Linked DNA regions of Homo sapiens: regions 2, 3, 4, 5 and 6 are each linked to region 1. The links are chromatin loops, found by intact Hi-C in ENCODE. Cell type or tissue: GM12878. All regions are shown on one strand. Region 1 overlaps MS4A15 (membrane spanning 4-domains A15). Region 2 overlaps LINC00301 (long intergenic non-protein coding RNA 301). Region 3 has its middle 15 kb from the start of MS4A4A. Region 4 holds the start of MS4A8 (membrane spanning 4-domains A8). Region 5 has its middle 6.4 kb from the start of VPS37C. Region 6 overlaps MS4A6E (membrane spanning 4-domains A6E).

The links. A loop is a pair of places that touch in the nucleus more often than their neighbours do. Peaks named below come from ENCODE experiments on the same cell type or tissue, not always from the same donor. Only the 100,000 strongest peaks of a DNase experiment are listed, where the experiment ranks them.
Region 2: a loop joins it to region 1, with 5 times the contacts of the local background. A loop is called at or near these places in 2 of 110 quality-filtered maps.
Region 3: it touches region 1 in a loop (4-fold over the local background); 12 of 110 quality-filtered maps call a loop at or near these places.
Region 4: a loop joins it to region 1, with 6 times the contacts of the local background. A loop is called at or near these places in 15 of 110 quality-filtered maps.
Region 5: it touches region 1 in a loop (2.7-fold over the local background); 5 of 110 quality-filtered maps call a loop at or near these places.
Region 6: a loop joins it to region 1, with 4 times the contacts of the local background. A loop is called at or near these places in 3 of 110 quality-filtered maps.

Annotation. Positions count from the first base shown.
Region 1 is chr11:60,760,702-60,765,701 of GRCh38, reverse strand. It overlaps MS4A15 (membrane spanning 4-domains A15), which reads right to left. Exons shown (of 7, transcript NM_001098835.2): 2 at 1,744-1,996. The coding sequence starts at 1,968. Among named protein-coding and RNA genes, the nearest start is that of MS4A15, 6.3 kb to the right of the region's middle. RefSeq lists enhancers at 243-422, 1,150-1,279, 2,360-2,449, 2,480-2,539. In GM12878, CTCF peaks have their summits at 1,810 and 2,734; DNase peaks (open chromatin) are centred at 551, 1,561, 2,421, 4,051 and 1 weaker place; H3K4me3 peaks cover 986 bases; H3K27ac peaks cover 3,952 bases.
Region 2 is chr11:60,681,022-60,686,021 of GRCh38, reverse strand. All of the region lies in intron 6 of LINC00301 (long intergenic non-protein coding RNA 301), which reads right to left. All of the region lies in intron 2 of LOC105369321 (a long non-coding RNA gene), which reads left to right. Among named protein-coding and RNA genes, the nearest start is that of MS4A8, 16 kb to the left of the region's middle. RefSeq lists an enhancer at 1,975-2,024. In GM12878, no CTCF peak of the experiment used is centred here; DNase peaks (open chromatin) are centred at 1,631 and 1,881; H3K4me3 peaks cover 795 bases; H3K27ac peaks cover 1,454 bases.
Region 3 is chr11:60,263,070-60,268,069 of GRCh38, reverse strand. No RefSeq gene overlaps it. Among named protein-coding and RNA genes, the nearest start is that of MS4A4A, 15 kb to the left of the region's middle. In GM12878, a CTCF peak has its summit at 2,267 (motif pointing left); a DNase peak (open chromatin) is centred at 2,239.
Region 4 is chr11:60,698,290-60,703,289 of GRCh38, reverse strand. It overlaps MS4A8 (membrane spanning 4-domains A8), which reads right to left and starts at 3,678. Exons shown (of 7, transcript NM_031457.2): 1 at 3,515-3,678; 2 at 2,211-2,430. The coding sequence starts at 2,429. It overlaps LOC105369321 (a long non-coding RNA gene), which reads left to right. Exons shown (of 6, transcript XR_001748240.2): 2 at 236-295. RefSeq lists enhancers at 1,633-2,132, 2,133-2,634. In GM12878, a CTCF peak has its summit at 1,883 (motif pointing left); no DNase peak of the experiment used is centred here.
Region 5 is chr11:61,165,335-61,170,334 of GRCh38, reverse strand. No RefSeq gene overlaps it. Among named protein-coding and RNA genes, the nearest start is that of VPS37C, 6.4 kb to the right of the region's middle. RefSeq lists a silencer at 3,021-3,170 and an enhancer at 4,023-4,700. In GM12878, no CTCF peak of the experiment used is centred here; a DNase peak (open chromatin) is centred at 2,784; H3K4me3 peaks cover 1,048 bases; H3K27ac peaks cover 1,606 bases.
Region 6 is chr11:60,331,860-60,336,859 of GRCh38, reverse strand. It overlaps MS4A6E (membrane spanning 4-domains A6E), which reads right to left. Exons shown (of 5, transcript NM_139249.4): 2 at 1,818-1,978. The coding sequence starts at 1,964. Among named protein-coding and RNA genes, the nearest start is that of MS4A6E, 7.1 kb to the right of the region's middle. RefSeq lists an enhancer at 2,530-2,824. In GM12878, a CTCF peak has its summit at 2,639 (motif pointing left); a DNase peak (open chromatin) is centred at 2,644.

The sequences.
Region 1 (5,000 bases):
AGAGGTCCTGGACGCCACAAAGCAGAGGGGTTGAAAGTAGAACTTTAGGGTCAGCCATCCCTAGTTTACAGGATGCCATTTATCAGCTGTGTGGCCTTAGGCAAATGACTTAGTCTTAAGAAACCTCAGTTTCGTAATCTGTCCAACAGGAACGATGATCCCCTTCTTACAAGGTGGTGCTGAGAATCTAGTGAGATGATGCATGCAAAGTCCCCGGCACAGTACGTGCACCTCTCAGAGATGCTTCATAAGTAAGAGCTGTCATCATCTTCACCTTCATCATCATCACCATTGCTTAATCTATGCTTTCATCTTCTACTTGGAGAAACTGAGGCCAAGGAACATACTGAAGAATCTACATATGTGTGTATATAATTAAAATAGCAGGTGGCCATTAGCCTGTCTCCATAATTTGAGTTCCTACATAACAAACTGCAACCCAACCAGTACAGAAACACACTGAAACCTAACCTAGGAGTATATTTTTGTAACAGATAGCTGGGTTTCAGCTAATGACAAACAGCTTCAGCCAACTGATCAGACTATGCCCAAATAAGGCAAATGCCTCATGACATCATGCCCAAATAAGGCAGACACCTAGCTGCAGCTGATCGGGAGATTTCTCTACTTCACTTCTGTGTTTGGCCTATAAGAGCTTACTGCTCACACAGCTGGATGGAGCTCTCTGAACCTCTTCTGGTTTTGAGTGCTGCCAGATTCCTGAATTATTCTTAGCTCACATAAACTCTGCTAAATTTAATTTGTTTAAAGCTTTTCTTTTTCTTTTTTTTTTTAAATGGGGTCTCACACTGTCACCCAGGCTGGAGTGCAGTGGCATGATCGCAGCTCACTGCAACCTCCACCTCCCGGGTTCAAGCAATTCTCCTGCCTCAGCCTCCCGAGTAGCTGGGACTACAGGCACACGGCTCCACACCCAGCTAATTTTTGTATTTCTAGTAGAGACGGGGTTTCACCATGTTGGCCAGGTTGGTCTTGATCTCCTGACTTCATGATCTGCCTGCCTCGGCCTCCCAAAGTGCTGGGATTACAGGCGTAAGCCACCTCACCTGGCCTAAAGCTTTTCTTTTTAACGCTACATGTATACACACACACGTGCAAATGTGTGTATGTATCTTTCTATCTCTACCTAATATTTTATGACTTCAGTATTTTATTGAGACCAATAGCTCAAGGCCATCTGAGATTGAAATCCTTCATGTGCCTTCAGCTCTATCAGGGCTGACTTTCATCTATCACTTTCATTCCATCTCACCTCCCCCTTTCCTTTGCTCATTACATTCCAGCTATGGCGAGCTTCCACCTCTTCCTTTAACAGCCACACTCATTCCCAAGGCCTTTGCACTCTACCTGGTGAGCCCTCCCTCTCCAGCCCTTCCACTAGCTATTCCCTTGGCTGGCTTCAATCTAACAGCCAGGTTTGGGCTTAAATGTCATCTCCCCAGAGACAAGTTTCCACCTACCCTCGCTAGTATTCCCCTTAGCCCTAGTCATCATTTTCAACCTTACTTTTCTCTTTGGAGGTTTCTGAGTCATTTGTTTACTGGTTTACTCTCTGTGAACTTTATGCGGGAAGGGTGCTTGTCTACCTGGTGCATGGCTGAATCTTTGAGTCATTACTACATATTTGTTAACTGCCTTCTCCCCTCTCCAAAACATGCATGAATGTTCCGGTGCTGGGATACTCACTACCTGCCTCAGGTTGTGCAGAGAGGCTGTTCTTACCCCCAAAACTTTGGGCTCTCCTGTCAGGAATGTCTCCACGGGCCGCAAGTCAGGTGGCTGTGTGGCCCTTGGTGTCTGTGCCCCCAGCGGTGGCTCCTCAAACTGCATAATCCCTGGAGGTTGGCACATGGATGTGGGCAGAATGGCCGGAGGTGGGCAGAGGCCACTGGCGTTGTTTGGCGGGATGACAACAAACACTCCATTGCTGGCGGGAGCTGCAGACATCGTGCTCAGAGAGCCTGGGAAACAAAGGCTTGGGAGATAATAATGGCAATGATGATTGTCACCCATGTGCATAAAGCTTTTTAGTTGATAAGCAACGTGCCTACTTCCCTTGCTTACTGCAGCCCTGCCAGTATGGCCCCAAACGCTCTCATCAAAGCTGGGGAAGCTGAGACTCAGAGAAGCGAAAGATGTCTGAGGTCAAGGGCCTGTAGGTGGGGTAAGACTGAGATTTGAATTCTAGTCTCTCTGGTTTCAGAGGCCTTGCTCTTAATCTCTGAGCTATATTATGTGGAAAGCTCCTTTTGGAGGAGTGTTTATTTAAATGCCCTTCTTTTCCCAGAAAGGGCAAGTGACTTACCTAAGGACACACAGCTAGTGCAAGGTAGAGCTTAGCTAGAGTACCGGTTTCTTCACCCCGAGACCAGGACTCACTGCCACTTCCTGCCTCTCAGCTCTCAACTATTGAGCTAGCGTCAATAATTCCCCTGGGTATGGGAACTTCCCACCTGCTGTGGGAAGCTTTCTATTTGGCCACCCAAGCAATTACCATTGATGTAGCCAAGAAATGTGTAGATATGGAAACTTTATGCAGAGTTTATAGCTTGCAGTGAATGCCAAGAATGAGTTCTTAGACAATTCCAGCTGAGTGGGCCTCGAGCGGGGGTGGCGGGGAGCTCTTCTGAGAGAGTCCACCCCAGCATCTGTCCGCCAAGTATTTATTGAAAGAGCTTGTTAAACCACAAACATCCACTAGATGGCTTTTTGAGGGTCATGAGACACCTATGACCTTATAAAAGCTCTCAAACCACCTTCTTAGGAGGCTGTTTTCAGCGTTCCTTATTACACACCTCAATCCTTGTCCTGTTTTTAGGGTCAAGGAGTTACATTCTCATGCATAAATAACATACACAGAGTGCCTCAGTATTTTTCCATGCCCCAACCTCAAATGCCATGTACATAAGCTTGGATATGTTGCCGTGCACCCTCAACATCTCCCCCTTCTTTAATTTTTAGAGTATGTTGGTTATTTAAAGCGAGGTAAGCTTTTATTGCTTTTTCTTGGTTATAGATGCACTGAGTGACAGCACAGAGCCATTTGTACATACCTAGCAAACAAATACAAAAAAGAATAAGTATATTGGCCATTACCCAAATGTGTATGTTTAACCCAGATAACTAAGTGTTTGGGTTTAACTATTGAAAGCCTTTTTATAATTGTTGAAGGGTATTTGTTTATAATTGCTGTGACCATTTTTTAAGTTGTTTTTTAAATTTACACTTAAGAGTGGGAATTTGAGAAGACTAATGATTGTGATAAGCCCCTTGCAGGTGTGTTTTCACTCTCTCCCAAGCATATTGGGAGCTATTATATGGCAGAGGTGTGACATAGATAGAATTATATTGCCAATTACAATATAAATGTTGATGGGTAATGAATGCCAGCTGCTGATCCCCCAGCCATTCAACTGCAGCTTTAAGAGCCTCCAGGTGAGACAGAGTAGTTTGATTAATATTTACCTGTTTTTGAAATTTATGGGTTACATTATATACCATGTGGTTCACCACTGAAGCTGTGTGAATAGATTTTGTTAGAAAAAGCAGCTGCAGTAGCAGCAGTTGCTAATATAATAATAGCTGAGACTAAAAAAGCAATTAAAGTGGCCAGAAATCTTTTTTTCTGAGTATGAGACAGTGCTTTTCTAAACAGCTGCAGGGTTGAATCTCCTTCCCAGCTCCAGGCTAAATTTACAGGCAGCCAAAATTCTGCACGCCATTTTAAGATCATGACATAGGTTATATTTAACTATGTAACATTTCGATGAGACAGGCATGTAGCATACTAACTACTGGAAGAGACTTTACTACTATAAAAGGATTGATTCTGCTCTATATTAGGAACACTTTGCCCAAACAAAAGTATATAAGAGTGCGTAGTACAAATCACAACTATGTCAGTAACATTATTATGGAAACAGAGGGTATAATTGCCACTGCTAGTAATATACTCATCATGTGAAAGAACCCATTCAAAAAAAGGAAGTTCTAATCTCCAAATTTGGGTATGAGCAGGGCTTAAAGCTTGTTTCCCTTTTAGTTGTAATATTGGTCCTGAAAGCCTGTACTCTGACCAGGTGATAGACTTACTGGGGACTCCCAGATCCAATAGTCTGATTTGCAGACATAAGATAACCATGGGGACTCCAATCAAGTAAGGTGCCATTATCAAACAGAGGCCCTTGACATGGCGCAGGCTGTCTGGATGGAGACCACTGAATGGCCTCAAACTTATATCCCCAGTCCCTACTCAGACGGCATATAGGAAGATCAGGCACTTGTGTAGCTTCATTAGAGACCTCAGTAAGATTAGTGGTAATAGCAGAAATAAAGGTCAAGTTTGCAAGCTTAGCATCCCTTTTACACTGATAGTAAAGATACTCCTGAAGAATAAGAGTAACACACTTAGCATGTGCTATTGTGGAAAAACAAAGAGGGGGATTACTAGACAATACAACCAAGGAGTTATTAAGTTTAATCCATCCCAAATTTTCCACTGAAGGGTAAGACAGGGGCATCCATCGACCTCTCGTCCAAGAAGTATCATTAGATGACAAAGGCAGGTCAGCATCCCACCATGAAATAACATTAAAAACAGGGGGATTTAGAACATGACTCCAGTAAACATGTTCTTGAGGTGATCCCACTTGGCAAAGGACAAGAATTACCAGCCACCCCAACATCTATGTCGTCTTACTTTCTCAGAAGTTTTCCCAATTACCCCCAGATACATAAGAAACTGATTCTCTGCAGTTACAGAGGCTTCTATGCCTGCAAGCCGGATAGTTGCCTGTTGATCCAATTTCTTTAGCTGTCCCCAGGTAATGTCAGGTGCCTTCTGAGTCATCACCGTCATTGTCAGTCGATTCTCCAATGACAGGTCCTGTTCTCGAGAAGAGGGCCCGATATTCCCCCTTTTTTGTTTATTAAGATATACTTTACGAGTTTGATGAGCTTGTTTAATAATGGCCTGACTG
Region 2 (5,000 bases), 80 kb after region 1:
TCCCTCAAAATTATCCTGCTACAAATGATTTGTCTGAATCCTTCATGGTAATCCTATTCCCTTTGCTATTACTCAACTCAGAGATTAGCAGATCTGAGGCAATTAAGCCAAGTGAAGTAAAGAGAGGTCTCCTTGTAGCTTCTGAGAAAGGCCAGTTTCTCCTGCTGGATGTGAACCGGAAATTATGCTGCCTAAGCCGTCTTATGATCATGAGATGATTCCTGATTGATTTAGCAGTTTGAGTTGAGGGTAGGGGGGAAGGGCTGTAACTTGCTGCAGGAAATATTCTAATGAAAATAATTATATAAATGAAAAGTTTGATCAAGAAACACTGTTGTTAAAAACCCTGCAAGAGCACCCTGGTATCTATAGACTAAATTCAAAATTCTTTAATAAGGTATAGTTAAGCCCCATTAAGATCTGGTCTCAAGGTACTTCTACAGCCTCATTTCCTGCCATGATCCCCCACATATTATCCTACAGGAATTCCACAAACAAGCCATTCCTTTGGCTCCTGACAGAGTTTTAGGTTGACACCAAACTACAGATTTTTGTTTTTGGAATTAATTATCTATTTTGAAAGGATTTAGGGAAGATAGATAAGTAAGGAGATAAAATCATCAGCCATTACAATCTATTTCCTTTCATCACTTTGTTTAGTGAGCATGTTTTTGCCCTTTATTATTTTAATGAAATATATTGCATTGATTGATTTTGGTATGTTAAACTAACTTTGAATTCCTGTAATAAATCTCACTTGACCCTGTTGTATAATCATATTTATATGTTGCTAGATTTGGTTTGCTAGTTTTTTTTTTGAAGATTTTTGTATCCGTAGTCATCAGACATGTTGGTCTGTAGTTTTCTTCCCTTGGTCAATTTATCTATGATTTTTCTTTTGTTAAATATGCTTTTGGTGTGATAGCTAATATACCATTAACTAATTCAGGCCAGAAATAATTATGCCTGTATTTTCTTCTAAGAGTTTTGTAATGTTAGCTCTTAAATCTAGGTCTATGCATTTTTAGTTAATTTGTGTATATTCTGTGAGGTAGTGGTCTAACTTCATTCTTTTGTATGCAGATATCCAGTTGTCCTGGCACCATTTGTTGAAGAGACCACTATTTCTCCATTGAATTGTCTTGTCATGCTAGTCAAAAATCAAGTAGCTACGTATGAACTTATTTTTGGGTTTTTGATCCTATTCTACTGATTTTTATGTCTATCATTATGGCAGTATCACTGAGAGAAGAAAGAAAGAGACCCCCCCATATTGTTCTATACTGTTTTATACTCAGTACCTGTTTTAAGAAGAAACAAGGAAGCGAAACCAAAGGCAGGCAGCCTGGCGCCAGGCACCAGACCCAAAACCAGACCCAAAACCAGGCCTGGGCCTGCCTGACCTTAGCCTGATGGTTAAAATTCAACCCATGACTTAGCAACTGATGTTATCCATAGATTCCAGACATTGTGTGGAAGGACATACAACAAATTTTCCATTCTGTTCTGTTTCACTCTGATTACTGGTGCATGTAGCTGCAGCCCCTGTCCGGTACCACCCTAGACTGCTCAATCAATCACAACCCTTTCATGCGAAACCTTTAGTATTGTGAGCGCTAAAAAAAAAAAAGGGACAGAAATTGTGCACTCAACAAGCTTGGATTTTAAGACGCTAGTCTGCCGATGCTTCCAGCTGATTAAAGCTACTTCCTTCACTTTCTCAGTGTCTGTGGAGTTTTGTCCACGGCTCATCCTGCTACACCACAATTTCTTGATTACTGTAATTTTTTAGTAACTTTTGAAACTAGGAAGTGCGAGCCTTCCTGTTAGTCCAAACTGCACCATTTTGTAAATTCTCTGCTATTTTGCAGACCTTGGTCAAAGTGAAACATTTCACAGGAGTTCGGGCCGTGAGAAACATTCTGCCTAACCACATGACCACAAGGCAGACAAAGGCCCAACTAAAGAAACATCCCTATTATATCTTGCTGGGCAAAGGTCCAAGGAACACCATAATGACATTCTGCCAAACCAAGGGCCAGAACCACCTCATCATGGGAACATCTTATCAATATCCTGCTGGGTAGCAAGCCGTACTGCCTAGACCCCTCCCACCCATACCTATAAGTACCCCCAGGCTATAAGCAGCGGTGGGCTCTGGCATTACACTGGTTCCCCACTTCTGTAGGTTTTATGCTGGATGTAAAGCCTGCATTTGCTGCTGAGGTGCCCTTTTTATATGTGTGTGTGTGTGTGTGTGTGTGTGTGTGTGTGTGTGTGTGTGTCTTTCTTTAACCCTTACCTTCCCTTCAAAACCTAACACCTCCTACTTTGTTTTTCTTTTTTAATATTGGTTTGACTATTTTGGGTCTTTTCCATGTTCATATGAATGTTAGGATAAGCTTGTCAATTTCTGAAAAATGCCAGCTGTAATTTAACAGGGGTTGTGTTAAATTGGTTGGGGAGTATTACCATCATAATATTGTCTTCAAATATTGTCTTTTATCAATGAACATGGGATGTCTTTTCATTTGTTTGTATCTTCTTAAATTTCTTTCAATAATGTTTTAGAGTTTGTGGTAGACAAGTCTCGCACTTCTTTTTAAAAATTTATTCCTGAATGTGAAGTATATGTATATTTATTCCTTTTGATGTTACTGTAACTGTGTTTTTGTATACAAAAATACAGTTGGTTTCTGTATATTGGCCATGTATTCTGCCATTTTGTTAAACTTATTTATTAGTTCGACTAGATTTTTATGGATTTTTTTAGCATTTTATACGAGATCAGATAATGTCATTTGTAAAGAGTGTTAGTTTTAATTTTTCCTTGATTAAACTAAATTCTTTATTTTTTATTGCCTGATTTTCCTGGATAGAACCTACAATACAATGTTGAATGTAAGTGACAAGATATCTTGTTTCTTATCTTAAGAAGAAAATGATTCAGTGTCTCTTTATCAAGTATTATGTTAACTATAAATTTTTAATAAACGCCCATATTTAGGTTGAGAAAATTCCATTCTATTCCTAGTTTTTCAACTTTTTTAATCATAAAAGGGTGTTCAATTTTCTTAAATGCTTCTTCTATGTCTTTTGAGGTGATCATGTGGTTTCTGGCTTTTATTCTATTAGTAAGGTGGAATACATTGATTAGTTTTCATATATTGAACCAGCTCTGTACTCTTAGGATAAATCCTAACTGGTCATGATATATAATACTTTTTGTATGTTGCTAGATTCCATTTGTTAATAGTTTTTGAGGATTTATGCATCTATATTCATAATGGATATTAGTCTATAGTTTCCTTTTATTATAATGTCTTTGTTTTATTTTAGTACCAAACTAGTGTTAGCCTTATAGAATGAGTTAGGAAGTATTTATTCCTCCTCTTTTTTTTGGGAAAAAGTTTGTGAATAACTAGTATTAATGCTTTAAACCTTTGGTAGAGTTCACAATGTAGCTATCTGAGACTGGGCTATTCTTTATGGAAAGTTTTTGATTATTAATTTGATTCTTTAACTTGTGATAGGTGTACTTAGATTTCTATTTCTTCTTGAGTCAGTTTCAGTCATGTCTGTATTTCTAGAAATTTGTCCATTTTATGTAGGTTATCTAATTTGTTGCCATATGATTGTTCAATATTTTTACTTCTATAACATTGTCAGTAATGTTCTTTCTTTATAATTATAGTAAATTAAGTCTTCTTTCTTTTTTTCTTGGTCAGTGTGGTTAATGGTTTGTTATTTTGGGATTCTTTTTAAAGAAGGAACTTCTGGTTTTATTGTTTTTCTCTATTGTTTTCCTATCTTCTATTTCATTTAGTTCTACTCTAGTCTTTATTATTTTCACTTTAGGTTTAGTTTTCTTTTCCTGATTTTTTAAGGGGGAAAGTTGGGTTTTTGATTTCAGATACTTATTCAAAATATAGTCTTTACAGCTATACATTTTCCAATATTTCTTCACAAACTCACTGTGCCATTTTTTTATTTCTTTCTCTCTTCTTTCCTTATGTGTTCACCATTATGCACATTTTGGTATGCTTGCTGATGTTTCAAAGGTGTCTGAAGCTCTGTTCTTTTTTCTTCATTCTGTTTCATAGATTAGGTAATTCCAATTGACCTACTGTCAAGTTTGTGGATTATTTCTTCTGCCAGCTCAAATTTTCTGTTGAGACCCTTGAGTAAAATTTTCATTTTAGTTATTATAATTTTCTGCTCTACAATTTCTATTTGGTTCTTTTGGAAAAATAGTTCCTATTTTATGTCACTATTAATATTCTCTTTTTGGTGAGACATTGCGTTCATACTTTTAGTTTTTTTAGACATGGTTTTTAAAAGTTCTTTATACTTATTTATACTTGCTGAGTTAAAATACCTTTTTTTTCTAGTAACCTCAACATTTAGACTTCTTTGGGGAAAATTTTTATTGACTGTTTTTTTCTCCTGTATTTAAGCCATACTTCTCTGTTTCCTTGCATATTTTATATTTTTACTTGTTAAAAATTGAACATTTAAAATAATATAGTGTGGCAACATTGTAAATCATAGCCCTCTAGGGGTTGGTTTTATCATTGTCTTTGTTATTCTGCTTTGTTAACTTAGTGGTCAGCTAGTGATTGGACAAAGATTTCCTTAATTCTTTTGAACCAGTAAGTTTCCTAGACTTTGCTGAGAGATTGTGTGTGTGCGTGTTTGCATGTGTTTGTGTTGGGGTAAGGTTTTAAAGCTCTGGGAGAGTTTGCAACTCTGCCTTAGCTATCACTTCCTGCTTTTATCATAAAAGCAGGAGATGGGTTGTGAGGGATGGGAATAGGACAAGTTACAATACCACAAAGCTCACTGTTCTTACCATGATTCGGCCATTTAACTTGAATGGTTGAATTGGATTTTCTTCAGGTCAGCCAGAGGTGGGAGGTTAGGACATTTTTCAGGTCTTTTCTTGGCATGTACACATCCCAGCATATGCATGTGACCTTTTATGTTTCCAGATATTGTCA
Region 3 (5,000 bases), 500 kb after region 1:
GGAAAATCTCCACAAATCCCCTATAAATGTGTGACAGTAAAGCAAACCATTCAGGTTTGTTTGGAGAATTAGAGGCTGGAAAGAGAGAAAGGACAAAGCATTGCTTTCCTATTCTCTCTGCATTGACACAGCCTTTGGAAGTAGCTACTTCTTCCACAGTTATACTACAAAGCAGCTCTTCTTACAAGACTTCTGCTCTTTATTGGTCCCCATAATAGTGTGTTCTCTTCTCATACCTTCCTGCTTTTCTTGTCTGTAGTGACCTCCCTTTCCTTCTTCGTTCCCTTAACTCTGCCCAAATTCTGCGAGGTCTTCATAAAAATCCCTTAAATAAGTCACATGGGATGAATTATGTTTCTTGGGGACACTTTTACTGATACCTGAGCCTTCAAAATGACTGAATGTGGGGAGTGAAAGAAAGAGAGGCGTAGGCACCCACCTCCTAGGATTTGAATGAGCAGTGATGCTGTGTTCCAACAACACAACCCACCATCCTCTCTCTGGGACTACTGCCGGAGCCTCCTCGCTACTCTCCCCACATCTTCCCTCGCCTCCCTTCAGTCGGTTCTTACCAAGACAGGCAGCCAGAGTGGTCCTGTTAAGATGCAAGTTAGATCCTGTCTTCCCTTTGCTGAAAATCTTCCAATGCCTCCTACCTCACTCAAAATAAGCCGTATCTCCTTAATAAGTCGCTTTATAATCCAGCCCCCCAGAAATCTCAGACAACATTGCCTTCTCCTCTCCCTATTCCAGTCTCAATGTGTCTCCAGACGTACTGTTTCCTCAGAAGCATGGAACGTGCTCACCTCAAGACCTCTGCTCTTACCACTTGTTGGTCCAGATAACTGCTAGGGATTTGTATTATCAGGTTCAAGAAAATAAATGCGTGGTTCCACTCATTATCTCAGCATTATTATTTCAGAAGAATAGTTCACACATATTATTAGATTAAATTTTATTCACCTAAATTGCGTTTGAGAAAATTTCTTTATTATCCATTTTGAGTAACGAGTGGGAATCCTAGGAGGTGCTCGAGCAACACCAGGTGGTTACTGCCATGAAAAGGGATGTGAGTCCCTCTGGGGAGGCAGGACTGGAAAAATCTGAGGAGTAGTCAGTGAATTTCTATACTGTGTAAAATAAAGGGAAAGAGAAACAAAACAAAAACTCCAAAAATGGTACTGGCCCAACCATGATGGGAATGGGTATTAGAGAAACGTTCAGAAGTCCTAACTTTATTTCACTTCTTTTAATCCTCTCTCCACCCAGCTTTCACCGATCCACTCTATGGCATTGGAAAATAAATGCTTGGTTCATTTCCATCAGTCAGCTTCACTAGAAACTACTAGGTTGGTTCATTCACTTTCAAAGTCACTTCTAGATCCATGAAACCATATGAGTCATCCTAAAATCTCTCATGGACATATTTCCTTAATGTGTGATCTATAAGTCCAACACCATGAGGGAGGCTCTCAGGGTCGGGCTGGTTCAGGTTATTTCCCTTATGAGAGGCCAGTGGCTGTTCCACCAAGAAGGGAAGAAGCCAGGCACAGATGTTGCCACCTGGCCACTCATCCCGAAGCCTTCCCAAACCCTCACCTTCTGCAATAAGATCCATGTTCCAAAAAGCAGAGAGGAGGGCATGGTAATGTCTCTGGTGTGCCATTTATAACCCAGATTTTTCAGAATATGAGACCAGGTGAGATGTGCAGTCTCAACCTCTCCCTCTAGCTGTATCCACACCCTCCTCCATCATGCATGTGCTCACATTTTACAGAATGTGGGGAAAGACAGGAGAAGGGAGAGGAGAGTAGAGTAAATAACAATTAGATAAAATCTAAAATATGTTTTTCAGTTCACCAGAGTGCAGAGAATGGGGTGGGAGTGGACAAAAAAGTGGTATAAAGTTAGGATGGTACAAAAAGCACCCTTTGAAATTAAAGCACTTTAATACTATCTTGAAAATCAACTTGTGATGTTTTGAAAATTCATTCTCAGGTATCCTCACTAACACCTTTCAATATAAGTAATAATATCTAAATAATACCTACAAAATTTAGCAGATGAAAAAGCTAAGGGTCAGAGGGATGACTTGCTGTATCTACTAGATTCCCAGAGAATATGGGATAGAAATGGGACCCAACCCAGCGCTAGTATACAAGACCAGAGCTGGGAGTTGACTTTTCATAAGGTCTTCCCAGAAGACACCAGATTAGGTAGGAATTCAAATTAGGTAGGACAATTTCTTGTCCACTGCCTCCCTCTTGTGGCTCAATTAAATATGACACCTCAATGTCAAAATGAAGGGGATAATAGGAAAAACAGAAAAACTGGGTTATACATTCATTACCTTCATGACTCACGTGAATCACTTTCTTTCCCTGGGCCACAGACTTCTCATATTTCAGTGTAGAAAGATTTCCACGTCTCTTCTAACTCTGATGTTCTATTTTTATAAGATGTAAATCAGGTCTCTTATATACAGCCCAGTCTAAGCAAAGCATCTCAATATTGTAAGAACTGCCTGTGTGCATGTGTGTGCGTGTGTGTGCATGCATGTGTGTGTGGAAAGAGATGACAACAATTGAGACTACAGAGCAAGTATTAAGAGAACTGTTTGTATTTCTGGACTCCTGAAAATTGTGCACCACCTTCTACATGTCTTTGTGGTCAGTGGTGAACAGGCCATACCATGAGTGCTAGGAGAATTTTCCTGATGCCAGGATTTGAGCTTACCATTGCTCATTTACCCTAATTTCTTCCCAAAGATATGTTACTTTTGGGAAAGAAACTGGGGAAAGATTGAAAAGTAAATCCTAGCTTGCATTCCTGGGACAAATAGTCCCCGAGAGATATATAACTTTAAGCTTGGTTCTGAACTGAGATCATTGTCTCCTCTAGTAACCTGAAGCAGCATCAAGACATCACATCCTACTCTCTGTCCTTACAATAAAAGGCCTCAGTTTAGTATCCCGAAGTCCAACTTGGCCCTACCCTCCAGACACAGATATGAAGATGTAAAGAGAAGGCCAAAGCTTATGGAATAAATCCTACTCAGAAGAGAAGATAGGCACAGGGCCAGGTTCTATGCATTCTGGCTCAATACCAGCGGTAGAATTTAAAAAGCCTTTAGTTGCATCTGGAGAACTCCAGGTTCGTCTAGAGCAGTAGCTCTTAAAATGTGGTTCCCAGAGTAGTAGCATCAGTATCACCTGACATTGTGGTTGACATGCAAATACCCTACCCCAGACCTATTGAATCAGACAGTCTCGGTGTGCATTCTGTGTTTTAAGAAGCCCTCCAGATTTTGATACACACTCAAGTTTGATATCTACAGGCTTATAGCAGTAATTGGCAACATTGACTATACGGTAGAATCCGCTAAAGAGCTACAAAAAATTTTGACTCTCCAACCATAATCCATATTAATTAAATCAGAATACCTGGTAATGGGGCTCATGTGTTAGTACGTGTTAAAGTTTCCCAAGTTATCCCAATGCTCAGACAAGATTGAGATCCATTGCTCTAGAGGCAAAGGCAGACTTCTTGGAGAGTCTTTTGCTTCTGTCTCCATCCTTTCAGCTAACTAGTAGAAGGGCCCAGGCCTTTCTCACATTAACTTCTGTTAAGCAAGTTCTAGTCCCATCTCAGGTTTGTGCAGGTGATTTGTTTTTAAACATAAGCTTGGGACTTTAATTTTACCTGATTAAATTTGATCTGTATTCCAACGCTCATGTTCCAGACTTTTGGGTTGTATCTTCAATCTGGACACTCTCGTTTTATAAATTATACTTCTTGTTTTTGGATCATTTGCAAATAGGATCAGCAACTAAATTCTTGATGAAAATATTAAGTGGTTGAAGATCCAACCAAGAGACTCCACAAAGGATGACATTAACACCCCCTGCATAGGATTTCTACCAGATGACAATCCATATAACTGGTTATTCAGGGCATGGTAGGCAGCCATAGTCCTGATTCTCTGGTTTTCCATATTTAGGGTCAACCCTGAGCCATTTGGCTGAGACCAGCTGGGCCTGGGTGTCATCTGATCACCTTTGTTACAGGATCAGTCCCGAGCCTGTGCACTGAGGCCTCTTCAGTACTTCTTCTGAACTAATAATACAAGGTTCCAAATGTCAGATATAGGAGAAACCGAGTGTTGGAGTTATCTGGGCCTGGGTTTTTAAAATACAAGTAAGGACAAAGGATGTCAAGATGTATAACTCTGATGTTCAGTCTTCGGCTTCAGTCTTCCTCACTTGACTGTCACTCTAGCCCTGAAGCAAATATACCAATGCCATGCCATGAAATTGCCTCATGGGCATAATTGTTGTACATTCCGACTAAACACAATAAGAAGACGGCAGGGCTTGAGTTTCACCACCAGCCCCCAGATGACCGCATAACAGCTATCACATAGTCTTACTGAACTAAAGTACCTGGGAACTTGAACTCCAAGCTCTTGGTGCTGATCCTGTGAAAAGTGCAATGTTGCATGTCCTGTCCCAGCTTCCTCTTTTCCAGGGACTTTCATATCTTAACTGTTCCTCTTGTGGTGCTCTCAGAGCTTTTCTCCACCAACCACTTTTTTTTTCTTTTTGCATTTCAAAACACATCACTTTTCGTTTATTTCATTATACAAATTATTTGCTTTCAAATCCATTTTTTCATGCATAAGTGCATGGCCATTTCTATTTCTTTAGTTAAATTGTCTGGTCCTGCACTTCATCCATTTATATTTTTTCTATGATTACTATGTGGGCATTCTATTCTCATTTTCTTGCCATTCAGTCTTTTTTAACACAACGCATCACTTGTATTAGTTATTGTATACTCCATTTTAATTTCTGATAGTACTGTCTTTACTTCAACATTAGTCTTTATTAAAATACTTTTGGCTAGTCATACTCATTCCACATGGACATAAAGAACATTAAGTCAATTTCCACAAGAGATTTATTTGAAAGTATATTATATTACGTCCGAAAAAAATGTGG
Region 4 (5,000 bases), 62 kb after region 1:
TATTTTCATGGTCTAAAAAGTAATATGGGAAATACAAAAATGAAATAAAAACTACCTGTAATCTCCCCTCCGCCTGGAGAAAACAACTGTTTACATTTTGGTGTATTCTCCCATTATTCTTTTCAAATATATACCTTGATAGCACAACATGGCCCCCTGAATTTTATTAACTTAATATTTCATCATGAATGTGTCCTCATGGCATTAAGTATTCTTGGAACATATGTTTTTTCAGGGCTGCTCAGATCCCATTATGGATGGTCTGTGGAGTAGTTGAGACAGAGTTATTGGACAGGTAAGATTATTTCTACTTTTTTCTATTATATGTAACATTGTGATAAACATCCTTCTATGTAAATCTTTGCCTTCATCTCTTATTTCTTTAGGATATTGTTATGTGTTAAATTATGCTCCCCTCCCCCAACCCTCCTCCAAATTCATGTGTTGAAATTCTAATGCTGAGTGCCTCAGAATGTGACTCTATTTGAAAACAGAGTTGTTGCAGATATAATCAGCCAAGATGAGGTCACACTGGAGTAGAGTGGGTCTCCAATCCAATATGATTGGTGTCCTTATAAAAAATGCCATGTGGGCCAGGCACAGTGGCTCACACCTGTAATCTCAGCACTTTGGGAAGCTGAGACGGGCGGATCACAGGTCAGGAGTTCAAGACCAGCCTGGCCAACATGGTGAAACCCTGTCTCTACAAAAATACAAAAACTAGCTCGGCATGATGGTGGGTGCCTGTAATCCCAGCTACTTGGGAGGCTGAGGCGGGAGAATCGCTTAAACCCAGGAGGCAGAGGTTGCAGTGAGCCAAGACTGCGCCACTGCGCTCCAGCCTGGGTGACAGAGTGAGACTCTGTCTCAAAAAAACAAAGTTTTCAACTTTATTATGGTGTGAAAGTGACATGAATTCAGTAGAAACCGTATTTGGAGTACCCATACAATCATTCTGCTTTTCATTTTCAGTCCAGTGTTCAGTAAACTACATTAGATATTCAAGAACACTATTAAATAGGCTTTGTGTTAGATGATTTTGCCCAGCTGTAAGCTAACCTAAGTGTTCTGAACTTGTTTAAGGTAGGCGAGGCTAAGCTATGATGTTTGGTAGGCTACATGTATTAAATGTATTTTTTACTTATGATATTTTTAATTTACGATGGGTACACTGGGACATAATCCCATTGTAAATGAAAGAACATCTGTGTATGTTTGTATATTACACACGTGGTAGCAAATACAAATATATTACTTCCTTAAATTCACATAAATGTAAGCAAATTATACACAGTGTCTGCCCCTTACTTTCTTCCATTAACTCCATATCTTGGGGTGTGTCCCTATCATTACACAAAGAGCTTTCTTGTTCTTTTCATAGCTCCACTACATTTTATTCTTTGGATGCACTGACTTAACCAGTATATTACACTGACTTAACCAATATACTGACTTAACCGGTATTATATTGATGGATATTACAATATTTTTGTTATCACAAACCACGCTGCAATGAATAAGCTCATACATATCACAGTTTTTGTGGGCACAGGCATATCTGGAGGATGAAGTTCCAGCAATGGAATTATTGGATATTTTGTAAATTTGGCAGATACAAATTTCCCTCCCTAAGGGTTGTATCAATTTTTGTTCCCATGAGCACTATCTGAGGGTGGAGCTAGGGTTGGAGCTCGGGCAGTCTGCATCCAAATTCATGCCCATCATTCAGCTACACAGTGAAATGGGCCTTTCTTTGTCCAGCGCAGGACAGCCTCTCAGGGGTTGCGGTGACCATTTATGTTGTTGGTTGCCTAACCTGCTTTGTTTCCTGTTGGGCAAATATTTGATTCGATCTTATTGGATTCTGACTCCACCTTGTGGTCTATTTTGGTCTTGCTGGGACCCCTTTCTTCAGAGGCCACAGGGCTGGGCGTGGATCCTGGCAACAGGATCAACCTTCAAGCGTGCTGCTTTTTTGTTGCTTTTCTTTCTCTTTCCGAAAATGCCTAAATCAGAAAATACAAGGTCTGAGCAGAGGCCGCCTGTGATGTTGTGCAGCTGAGCTTTCTAATAGACCTGTGCTTGGCAAGGCGCGATCAACTCAGCCCCACTTGCGGGATGTAGTGTTTGTGTATTTCCCAGGCCTTCCCTTCCCCCTGCCATCACTCCAGCTGTGCAGTCTGTGGCCTGCAAAGGGAAATCTCACTTACCCCCAAGGTTTTGCCTTCTTTCAGAGCTTTCTGCACAGGCTGCCCATTCACATTCGACACCAAACTAGGTGGGTTCCCAGGAACTAGGTGGACTTGCGGCTGGCTGTTTGGATACAGGGGCACGTGAGACATAATTCCTGGGGTCACAGGATAACCATTGTGGGGTGCCACCACCAACACAGAATTGGCCACCGGAACTGCTGAAGTCATCGAATTCATGCTGCCAAGAAATAAATGCGAGAGAATTTTCCCTCACATATGGACTTGTCCTTTAAAAAGGACTTTTGCTTCTTCTAGCTCATTGGAGCATCTTAACCCTCTACAAGTTTATGAATCCCATGTTACAAATAATAGATATCAGTTATAGGGCACTTAAGAGGTGCTTTACAAATACATTTCCTTTCATCCTCTCACCCGCCCAGTTTTACAGATGAGAAAACTAAGACTCAAAGAGGCTAAAGGCTACCAGAGGGCAAGGGGTCCATCTTTTCCATCTTTGTGTCTCTCATAGTGTTTATTTTTTAATTTTTTTTTGAGACAGAGTCTGGCTCTGTCACCCAGGCTGGAGTGCAGTGGTACGATCTTGGCTCACTGCAACCTCCGCCTCCCAGGTTCAAGCAATTCTCCTGCCTCAGCCTCCTGAGTATCTGGGATTACAGGCCCCCGCCACCACACCCAGCTAATTTTTGTATTTTTAGTAGAGATGGGGTTTCCCCCTGTTGGCCAGGCTGGTCTCGAACTCCTGACCTCAGGCGATCCGCTTGCCTCGGCCTCCCAAAGTGCTGGGATTACAGATGTGAACCACCGCACCCGGCCTCTCATAGTGTTTAGAGTGCTGCTTTGCATATGTTAGTACTGGCTGAAAGCAAAAGTTCAGAACTAGAAAATCTCTTGGACAACATTGAGTTCAATTCTCTCATTTTCTGGAAAAGGAAACAGGGTGAGAGAGTGGACAAGAATCCTCCAAGGTCCCAGGTATGTCAATATTAGTTAAATGGAGATTATCCTTCTCAAGGGAAGCCCCATTGCCAAGGCAGTGTCTGTTCATTGGGTGGCTTCCACTGCTCAATTTTCTAGGCTACTTATACATTCTAATGTGGTTTTAAAAATTCTTTTTCTTTTTGTTTCTCCCATCCCCCTCCATGTCCTATCTTTCTCTTTCTTTCTCTTGGAGCAGACTCAATAAAGCTAGTACAATACACTCTGTCTATCCCTCATCCACACTGGTTCGCCGTAAGTCTCACTTGGTAGAAAAACCTTATCACCAACTCCCAGTTACCAACCACCAGATTAAGCAGACTCACCTTGCTCTGCCAGCAGCCACGTATCTCTTGATCCTATTCCTTTTCTTTGCTGTGGGGACCTTGTTTTTTTTCCTGAGAGAATGAATGTACTGGGGCCAGTTGGGTGGTAGGGTTAGAAGGATCCGAAGTCCTCTATTTCCTGGATGCAGGCCAGGTTACATGCTGCTTAGAGCTCAGTTTCATTCGTATTTATTTCCTGTTTTGGTTAATGAGCCAGTTAAATATGGTTTGATTTGACAAGAGTCTATGGTATAATCTCCATGGAGAAGAAAGGGTTGGGCTGGTTGCTCTGGGAGACACAGAAATGAACTGGGCACCCAGGGTGTGCTGTATTTAGCTGTAACATGAGACAGGATGAAATAAACACCACAGAAGAGAGATAAATGTCCCCACAGGAGAACAGAGGAGAAAATGATTTGTTGGACTTGAAGAGATTAGGGAAGACTTCAAACAGAAGGTGGCATATGAAATCAATAAACTGCAGTCCAGAAAGGGATAGAATCACAGCGAGTGAAATGAGACTTGTAATCAACTTAGATCTATTTTCATCCAAGTCAGAGCCAATAGAAAATCAGAAGCCATCCATGGGAGGGCATTCCACATATCTATGACATACATCGTGTGAATTGCACAGTACAAAAACAGCTGCATGTAATAGTCCATGACAGATTTACCGTTGAAGAAGGTGAACAATGAAGAACAAATGAAGTTGATGGGATGGCTAGAACATTGTAAGATGGTCAAAACAAAAAGAACACCGTTGAGGGTATGGAAAGGGAAAAGTCTTGGGGAAGAGAAGGTAGAGATATGTTGGGAATGGCTCACAGTGAAGGACATTGAATGTAAAAAAGATGAAAAGGTAGCTGGAGTCAGACTTCACTTTTTTGTTGTTGTTTGTATTTTTTAGAGACAGGGTCTTGCTCAGGCTGGAGTGCAGTGATAGTTCACTGCAGCCTCAAACTCCCAGGCTCAAGCAATCCACCTGCCTCAGCCTCCTGAATAGCTGGGACTGCAGGCACGCACTACTGTGGCCAGCTAAATCTTAAAATTTTTTGTAGAGACAGGATTTCACTATGCTGCCCAGGCTGGTCTTCAATTCCTGGCCTCAAATGATTCTCCTGCCTCGGCCTCCCAAAGTGCAGGGATTACAGGAGTGAGCCACCATGCCTAACCCAAATTTTACTTCTTTACCCATTTTTTCTATCAGATTCCTGGACCTTTGTCCCTTAATTTTTAAAGAGTTCTTTACATACTAGGGATTTTAGGTCTTTGTCTTTGGTATATTCTCCAATTTTGACAGTGTCTTTTGATTTTGTTTAGGGTGGTTTTCTGTCAAGAAAAATTTTAAAAATTTTTGTAGTAAAATTTATCAGTCTTATCTTTTATTACCTATGCATTTGAGTCATTGTTTGAAAGCCTTTCCTAACACTAAGATTAAACAGGAATTTAGCTGTGTTTTCTTCTAATACTTGTATTGTTTTACTTT
Region 5 (5,000 bases), 400 kb before region 1:
TCCCTCAAAGCCTTTTTAGGATTCCTGATATGATGTTGATAGGAGTAGAAGAGGTGTGGAACATCCCAACATCACCTGAGCTTGCACTTTCACGGGGTTTGAGGTGCTTTTGCTTCTCATGGCACCTATGACTTGTCTTTGGAGAATAGAATACATTGGCCCACAGGTGTAGGGTGGCCCTTAGCCAATGACTGAGGGGTACAGGTGGGAATGTGAAAGCCCAGCTTGCTTGCCTTAGGTTGGGGCAATTTTCAGGCATGACTTACATTCCAGGGCTCCCCTGTGGGATCAGGCTGGAGCTTCCCTCGGCAGGACTTGCATAAAATCACACTTTGGCTTGGCTTCATCCCCTTCCCAGTCCTGCTTCCCTGCTCCCTCCCTCACTGGTTTCCTGAACCACCTTTGAAATAAATCACTTGTACATGAAACCTCATCTCACTGGTTACTTCTGGGGAGCTTGACCTGAGACAGTTTCCTTCAGGCAGCCACTGAGACCCCAGCTATGAGTTCCTAGAGCACCAGGAAGCTTTCCCTGCCATATGGCTTTGCCCCGGCCTGATTTTCTGAACCCCCGGCTGGACCACATGTTCCTGAGGGCAGGGATCTCACTTGACTTGTTCATAAGTCCATGGTCTCTACCTGCCATAACTCTAATTGTCAAAACCAGGCTAACATCCAGGAATTAGGCTGCAGGTTCAACTGCTGTAACCAAAGCCCAAATAACAGAGGTTTAAGTAAAATACAATTTAATGGCTGGGTGCGGTGACTCACATCTGTAATCCCAGCACTTTGTGAGGCCGAGGCGGGCAGATCACAAGGTCAAGAGATCGAGACCCTCCTGGCCAACATGGTGAAACCCCGTCTCTACTAAGAAAAATACAAAAAAATTAGCTGGGCCTGGTGGTGCGCGCCTGTAGTCCCAGCTACTCAGGAGGCTGAGGCAGGAGAATCACTTGAACCTGGGAGGTAGAGGTTGCAGTGAGCTGAGATTGAGCCACTGCATTCCAGCCTGGCGACAGAGTGAGACTCCATCTCAACAACAAACAAACAAACAAACAAACAAAAATTTCATTTATCTTTCATATAATAGATAATAGTCCAGGTGGCTCTCCAGTGATTGAAACCCAAATTCCTTCTTGTTGCCTTGCCATCCTCAACACATGATATTCATCTCTTGGTCCATTATAGCTGCTTCAGCTCCTGTCATTACATCTGCATTCCAGCCAGCAGGAAATAGAGAAAGGGAAGTGGGATATGCCCCTTTCCTTAAAAGGCATAATCCAGAAGTTGCAAAGATTACTTCTGCTCATATGTCACTGGCCGTAATGAAGTTAACAGGGGCACTTCTAGGTGAAAGAGAGGCTGGGAAATGTAGTCTTTAGCTAGGTGGCCACAGACTAGGGTGAAAGTTGGAGTTTGATTACTGGAGGAAGTAGATGATGAGCAGTTCCTGTTATACCCTCCTGCTTCAGTGAAGATAAGCTGGTTTCCACCCTCCAAATCTCAGAGGATCAATACAACTAAGGTTGATTTCTCACTCACAGCCGACCTGGGTTGGCAGGGAGCTCTACTCCTCGCAGCCATGCAGGGACTCAGGCTGACGGATGCTCTGTCCTGATGCAGGGGAAGGAGATGGGTGAGAAATGGGACTCTGGTTCCTAAAGGCTTCTACCTGGAAGTGACACATGTCACCACCTCTGCTCACATTCCATTGGTCAAAGTAAATTTGACCAATGGGGATGGGTGGCGGGGGGATGAGGGTGGGAGGGGGATAGTGGTTTGGAAGAGGGAGGGGAAGTGTGGTTCTGCTGCTGTGGTTATGAACAGCAACAATGGCCACACCCTTCATCCATGTGCTCATGCCTCACTCACCTTTGGTTCTCCCCACCCCTGCCCTAAGCCTCTTTTGGCCAACATACGCAGAGTTGGATGAGACTATACAGGAGGACATGCACTAGGCTGTCAATAAGCAGGGGAACCAACCAAACAACCAAAGAAAAAAAAGAAAAGAAAACATCCCCAAACTATGCTTAACCATGTTTATAATCACAATTTGCATTTATGCATGATTATGTATATGTGCATTTTTTTTTTTTTTTTTGAGACACGGTCTTGCTCTGTCACCCAGGCAGGAGTGCAGTGGCTCGATCTCGGCTCACTGCAACCTCCGCCTCCTGAGTTCAAGCAATTCTCGTGCCTCAGCCTCTGGAGCAGCTGGGATTATAGGCCCCCACCACCATGCCCGGGTACTTTTTTGTATTTTTAGTACAGATGGGGGTTTCATCATGTCGGCCAGGCTGGTCTCAAACTCCTGACCTCAGGTAATCCACTCGCCTCGGCCTCCCAAAGTACTGGAATTACAGGCGTGAGCCTGTAATAGTCTGTGCTTTTTTTTTTGGCAGCCTGAGCAGACTAAGACACACAGTAACTGTGTGTAGTAGTATCAGGTTTAAGTTTAGGTGCACATTATAGAAAACCTGAAATAACCACAACTTTAAAAAGAGAAAACTTATTTTTTCTCCCTTAAATAAATCTGCAGATAGGCTGTTCAGTTTGAACGCTTTCCATTTCCAAAGTCACCTCATAGTCCAATATGGCTGCAGGAGTTCCAGCCAGCACTTCTGAAATCTAGTAAGTACTTAGAAGGCGGGGGAAGGCAAAAAGACTCACACCCCAGCTGAATCAGCTCCTTTAAAGCAGCCTTCCAGGAAATCCCCCTCAACACTCCTGCTTATATCACAGTCACCTAGTCACAACTAACAGCAAAGGAGGTTGGGAAATGCAGTCTTTTAGCTGACTGGACACATTGCTATCCTGAATGAAATGTACTGTTTTTAAGGAAAAACAGAGAACGGATAATTTTGTAGGCAGCTGCCAGCCCCTACTTCAGAGGCAAATCCATTGTCTGGATTGTGCAGGCTGAATGGCTCGGCACAGCGTGGGAGCCACAAGGAGGAAGCAGAAGTGAGAAACCAGGCTCTCCCTCGCCCTCGCCCTCGCCCTCTCCCTCTCCCTCTCCCTCGCCCTCTCCCTCTCCCTCCTCGCCCTCTCCCTCTCCCTCTCCCCACGGTCTCCCTCTCCCTCTCTTTCCATGGTCTCCCTCTGATGCCGAGCCGAAGCTGGACTGTACTGCTGCCATCTCGGCTCACTGCAACCTCCCTGCCTGATTCTCCTGCCTCAGCCTGCCGAGTGCCTGCGATTGCAGGCGCGCGCCGCCACGCCTGACTGGTTTTCGTATTTTTTTGGTGGAGACGGGGTTTCACTGTGTTGGCCGGGCTGGTCTCCAGCTCCTAAACGCGAGTGATCCGCCAGCCTCGGCCTCCCGAGGTGCCGGGATTGCAGACGGAGTCTCGTTCACTCAGTGCTCAATGGTGCCCAGGCTGGAGTGCAGTGGCGTGATCTCGGCTCGCTACAACCTCCACCTCCCAGCCGCCTGCCTTGGCCTCCCAAAGTGCCGAGATTGCAGCCTCTGCCCGGCCGCCACCCCGTCTGGGAAGTGAGGAGCATCTCTGCCTGGCCGCCCATCGTCTGGGATGTGAGGAGCCCCTCTGCCTGGCTGCCCAGTCTGGAAAGTGAGGAGCGTCTCTGACCGGCCGCCATCCCATCTAGGAAGTGAGGAGAGCCTCTTCCCGGCCGCCATCCCATCTAGGAAGTGAGGAGCGTCTCTGCCCGGCCACCCATCGTCTGAGATGTGGGGAGCGCCTCTGCTCCACCGCCCCGTCTGGGATGTGAGGACCGCCTCTGCCCGGCCGCGACCCCGTCTGGGAGGTGAGGAGCGTCTCTGCCTGGCCGCCCCGTCTGAGAAGTGAGGAGACCCTCCGCCCGGCAGCCGCCCAGTCTGAGAAGTGAGGAGCCCCTCCGCCCGGCAGCCACCCTGTCTGGGAGGGAAGTGGGGGTCAGCCCCCGCCAGGCCAGCCGCCCCGTCTGGGAGGGAGGTGGGGGGGTCAGCCCCCCGCCCGGCCAGCCGCCCCGTCCGGGAGGTGAGGGGTGCCTCTGCCCGGCCGCCCCTACTGGGAAGTGAGGAGCCCCTCTGCCCGGCCACCACCCCGTCTGGGAGGTGTACCCAACAGCTCATTGAGAACGGGCCATGATGACAATGGCGGTTTTGTGGAATAGAAAAGGGGGAAAGGTGGGGAAAAGATTGAGAAATCGGATGGTTGCTGTGTCTGTGTAGAAAGAAGTAGACATGGGAGACTTTTCATTTTGTTCTGTACTAAGAAAAATTCTTCTGCCTTGGGATCCTGTTCATCTATGACCTTACCCCCAACCCTGTGCTCTCTGAAACACGTGCTGTGTCCACTCAGGGTTAAATGGATTAAGGGCGGTGCAAGATGTGCTTTGTTAAACAGATGCTTGAAGGCAGCATGCTCGTTAAGAGTCATTGCCACTCCCTAATCTCAAGTACCCAGGGACACAAACACTGCGGAAGGCCGCAGGGTCCTCTGCCTAGGAAAACCAGAGACCTTTGTTCACTTGTTTATCTGCTGACCTTCCCTCCACTATTGTCCTATGACCCTGCCAAATCCCCCTCTGCGAGAAACACCCAAGAATGGTCAATAAAAAAAAAAAAAAAAAAAGTGAGAAACCAGCCAGAGAGATCTGACTCCCAACTCTAGAGATAAAAAGATAAAGTAACTCTTCACTGGCAATCATCTGAAGACCAAACTAGAGATTCTACATGCCACATAGCAAAACTTCCTTTAAAAACTGCTCTTCCGGCCGGGCACAGTGGCTCACACCTGTAATCCTAGCATTTTGGGAGGCTGAGGTGGGCAGATCTTGAGGTCAGGAGATTGAGACCATCCTGGCTAACACGGTGAAATCCCATCTGTACTAAAAATATTAAAAATTAGCCAGGCGTGGTGGTACGCGCCTATAGTCCCAGCACTGGGGAGGCTGAGGCAGGAGAACTGCTTGAACCCGGGAGGCGGAGGTAGCAGTGAGCCGAGATCGTGCCACTGTATTCCAGCCTGGGTGACAGAGCGAGACTCTGTCTCAAA
Region 6 (5,000 bases), 430 kb after region 1:
CTCCAACTCACACAGAAAAGAGAACTGAGCTCACAGCATTCTGAAAGCTATTGTTACAGGTAGGTAGGCTCCAGGGCACATCCCACAGCCATACAGTAGAGTGTTATTTAATCCCATATGGGCACTTCTTCTTTTAGGAACTCACCAGTTGATGCTCTGGGACCCCAATTTCCCAACATAATGACTGAAGTGTACACTCCTGGGCCTCCTAGTAGCCAGTAGTAGTCTTGATGCCTAGAGTCTATATTTCTTAGAATAAGCTAGATTTGTCTTGAGATGGCACTCTTCTTCAATCTCAAAAAGGGCTGGTACAATGTGTGACAAGAGTAGAACTCACTAAAGCCTCGATGTCTCTGGTGAGTCTGAGCCCACCCCGAGACCACATCCTGCATCCTTGAGCTTCCTGCATGTTCACTGTGGGATTGTTCTCTGGAGTAAGAGGCCCATATATTTCCTACTAAAAGTTTGAAAACATTACTCTTGTACTAGGCTACTCAGTATGGTTGCCAGTAGCCACATGGGCTACTTATATTTGAAGTAAAATTAAGTAAAATTTAAAATTCAGTTGCACTATCCATATTTCACATCATCGATAGCCACATGTGACCGCCATATTGTAACAGTGCAGCTGTTGTGGATTTCCATCATCATAGAAAGTTACATTTCATTTCCATCATAGACAGTTACATTGCACAGCACAGATCTAGTGTTGGATTGTAACTGAGGGTTCCAAACAATAATCTCTAAATACCAACGAGGGAAAGAAAGAACTGGCATTTTTCTGGGCACTCTCTCTGACTTCCTTGCTGGCTTTGGGAGATTTTTGTAGCCAGAGCTTCCAAATTGAGTTTCTGTGCATTAGTTATTTTTCCTGATCCTCTCCCTCCTCCCACCCTCCACCCTCTGAAAGGCCCCAGTGTGCATTGTTCCCTTCTACGTGTCCATGTGTTCTCATCATTTAGAGGCCACCACCCTTAGCAAACTAACAAAACCAAATACTGCATGTTCTCATGTATAACTGAAGCTCTGTCTTAGGAGGTAGTTTTCCTTCCTGACATCCACCTCAGAGATTCACAGCTCTATTATCATTTACCAAGAAGTTTCCTAGACCTTTTGTCACCTGAGCCTCATAGAAACCCATATGATTGTACATGAGGCAAGGAAACCAGTCCCACCAGGTCCTGAAATCCAGTCAAACAGAGTGCCTCACCTCAGATCACATAAGTGCAGAGGCAATTCTAGAAACCAAAACTCTGTGTTTCCCTCCCAATCCAAGATAGATCCCTTCTTTCTCTCCTCCCTTCATGCAATACAGCTTCTTTAATAAACTCTGGATGAGAGGAGAAACAGACAAATAAAAGGTAAATATCATTTCCATTCTCAAAAAGGTAAGAAGAAAACAGGGAGAGGAGGTATATTTTTTCTGTAATTTGCAGTAAGGGAAAAATTCCTTGCAAAGAATCAGTGTGGATTGTTAAGCATGCAGTTGTGAAATACAGAAAAATGTATATACAATATGTCATTATTTACCACCATTACTTTCGTAAAAGAAAATATAGAGAAGTACTGTATTGCAAAAATACAAAGACAACAACAGAAAATCAACTCCTCATATTCAGAATAAGGGAAAAAACGTTTCTAAGACAATCTCCTGTGGAAAAGTTCTGGGACAGTTTTCTCCAAGTGGCTTCTACCCCAAAGTCCCTCCAGCAAAACTTAAGGGTCTCCACACTCACAAGGATGACCAGTCCCAAAACATACATCATCTCTTCCCACTTCCCCTAACCCCTCTCCAACATGTTCTGAATTAGATTTACCCCAATAACTTTGACTTTTGCCTGTAGACGTTTCTTCAGGCTATCCTGCCCCTGGTTGGTGGGTTCGGGTTTCTCTGCTTGGGAGAAGTTGATGACATTTGATGGGAGCATTATGATGGTCTCATTGGAAATAGGTTGTGATGTCATAATGGTGTTGCCAACTACGGAAGAAAAAATAGATTTAGCTCTTAAAAGTACAGAGCTCCCAAGTTCTGGCTGCAAAACTGGTAAGTCAGTTTCTGCCAATTAGTCCAGACTTGGCCTGTGTGTTAGAGAAAGAAACTGATATTATGGAGCAGTGAAAGCCACACAACCTTGGTATCATGAGGATTTTTCCATAATGTTTGACACAGTCCATTATAGATAATAAACACATCACAGGGTGGCAGCAGCATGAATCTTGAGAGGTCCCAATATCCAGAGGCAAAGGGTCACACAAAATTTGCAATATGCAGCAATGTCCCTTTGCCCAGTCCTACTGACAACAACTGTATTGCCATATATTTGATGAATTTTTTAGACAAATGCACTCTAATCATTTATTTTTTGTCTATTAGCATGCATCTTAGATATGTTTATCATATTTTACTAGACATGCTCTTAGTTTTTATCCTGCAGTGCTTTTAATATTTGAAAAATACACCCAACCTCCTCCAGTCATTACAGAGTGGCTTCATACATTGGAAGACCTTTATTGGTTAGCATAGCTAGAGATTCTAGGGGCCCTTCAAGCTTTTTATGGGCTTGTGTGTGTAATTTCCCAGTTAAAGAGGTTTGCTTGTTTCTTGTCTGGAGCCTGTAACCTCTTTCTCCCCCTGGTGTCCGCCTTCAGTACTACAATCTCCCTAGTGCTGAAACAGGGTGCTTGCCTTTGTTCTCAGAGGCCCCCAACATGGCATCCAAACTCTGCACTCTGAGTCATGTAAGACAGAAACCAGTGCCTTGGGCAACCCCGCTGGAAACCCAGAATGCTGGACTCATGGCCCACTCCTGTTGCTTCCCTAAGGGAGAAGCTGGGACTTCAGGGTTTTCTCCAGATCGAGTCTCACTGTATCAGGGTGAAAGAGGCCAGGACGAGTAAAATGCCACGACTTTTTCTACTCATTTTGATGCGTCTTTTCCTGGCTCTGCACTCACCTGAAGTGCTCCCAAGTTCCCGTGGCAGAGCTCAGAAACAGATATTTATGTTTGACAACAAAGGAGTTGGAGATAAATTTTGGTGTTTCTCTAACAATATATACAACTCTCTGTGCACATTCTCCATAAAATATCTCTTGTTCCTGCAGGTCCATGGGCAAAACTGTCTCCCTGGCATTTCTAGTTCTAGGGATCCCTCCTTAGAGAATAAGAAGGCCTTAACTCTTTGGACCCAAAACAACTATCCGAGTTTTTGTTTCTCAGCTAGCCCTGTTTCCCAGGTCCCATCTGCATCTCAGCTTTCATCTCCCACTCTCCAACCCTCTCCTTCAGGACCAGGGGAATCTTCTATTCCCTAAGGACATGTGTCCTTCTCTTATTTATCGTGTTTCCCCCTCCATTCCATGATACCTCTCATACCCTGTACTCTAGGAACTCTTCTCTTTTGATATATCTTTCTAAAGCATGTATCATAAACTTTTTAGTGAGATATTGTTCTTTGGATTGCTGGAAAACAAAAGCTAGAAACTAGTAAGCAAAATCTCCTTTTCCTTCCTCCATTACTATATTCCTCTAACTCCTCCACTTATCTCTCCCTTTGCATATATTATCTTAAGAAAAGTACTAAGAAAGTCTTAAATGCTTGGGATAGAAAGAAAAAAATTCATGTGTTTGCAAGACTTTTAATCTTTCTTGTAATCTGCATTGGATACATTAGTATTGGGCAACAGGAAGTCCTCAGTTGAAAACACAGCCTGGTAACTATTCCAGCATTCAAGGGATCCAGAGAAGGAAGGGCTAATGTTCAGCATAAGCTATTTCACAAAAGTGACTGTGATTTCTCATATGTAAGTGAGAAGTTTCTTCCTATAATGAAGGAAAAGAGGGAAGTGTGAAGGAAAGAAAGGAAGAAACATTTTCCTCAAAGTGACAATTAAGCAAAATGAAGCGTGTGGGCTCTTTGTGAGGAGGAGGAATCAACAGCTAGAAAGAGTCATCTGGTTCTGACTGATTTATGCGGGCATGCGGGTGTTTTAACAAGATAAAATCTTATTTGTTATATACATAGTAGCCTCGGATCAATTGCTTTCTCTTTGTGTCTTACATATATTATTTGGTATATTTGTTTTATGGTTTATATCTGAAAATGTCTTGAAATATCTCTGTCCAAATTATGATTTTGGGTCAACTAATAAAGAGCAGTTTTATGGTTTTGACAAGGTTGATGGTTCTCTGAATCAGTTAATATTTGCACTTAGCACCTCAGCTACATGGGGAAACATTGACTTAAACCATGCCATGTCAAACTGACATAAGATCAAATAAGAGAAGGACAGATGTCCTTAGGGAATAGAAGATTCCCCTGGTCGTGAAGGAGAGAGTTGGAGAGTGGGAAATGAAAGCTGAGATGCAGATGGGACCTGGGAAACAGGACTAGCTGAGAAACAAAAACTCAGATAGTTGTTTTGGGTCCAAAGAGTTAAGGCCTTCTTATTCTCTAACTTCCTCATGAATAATGAGCATTGACACATAATTAGGATCAATTTATCTAAGAGTTTACTACAATTATGTGTTCCCAGGAAATGCAAAACTTTTATACCTTGATATCCGAGTTTCCGTCTTTCAGTTGTAACTTGAGTAATAAAGTAGACTAATACATTTAGGCTGAGAATAGAGGATGAGATGACAAATTTAATGGATACTAACACCATTCAGTGAAAATATTTTTTGAAACATAATATTCACTTTGTCTTAAAAGCATAAGACTACTGATTCCTTTTTAGTTATGAAGTTAAAAATATACCTTTAAAATGAAAATAGCATGTGAATACCACCTGTCTTTGTCTGTTCAGACTGTTATAACAAAAATACCATAATCTAGGTGGCTGAAAAAACAAACATTTATTTCTCACGATTTTGGAGGCCAGGACATCTGACGTCAAATTGCTGGCATATCCTCAAGTGTGATGAAGGCCAACTTTCTGGTTCAAGGATGTCTGTCTTCTTGCTGTGTCCTCTCATGGTCGAAAGGAGCAAGAGAGCTCT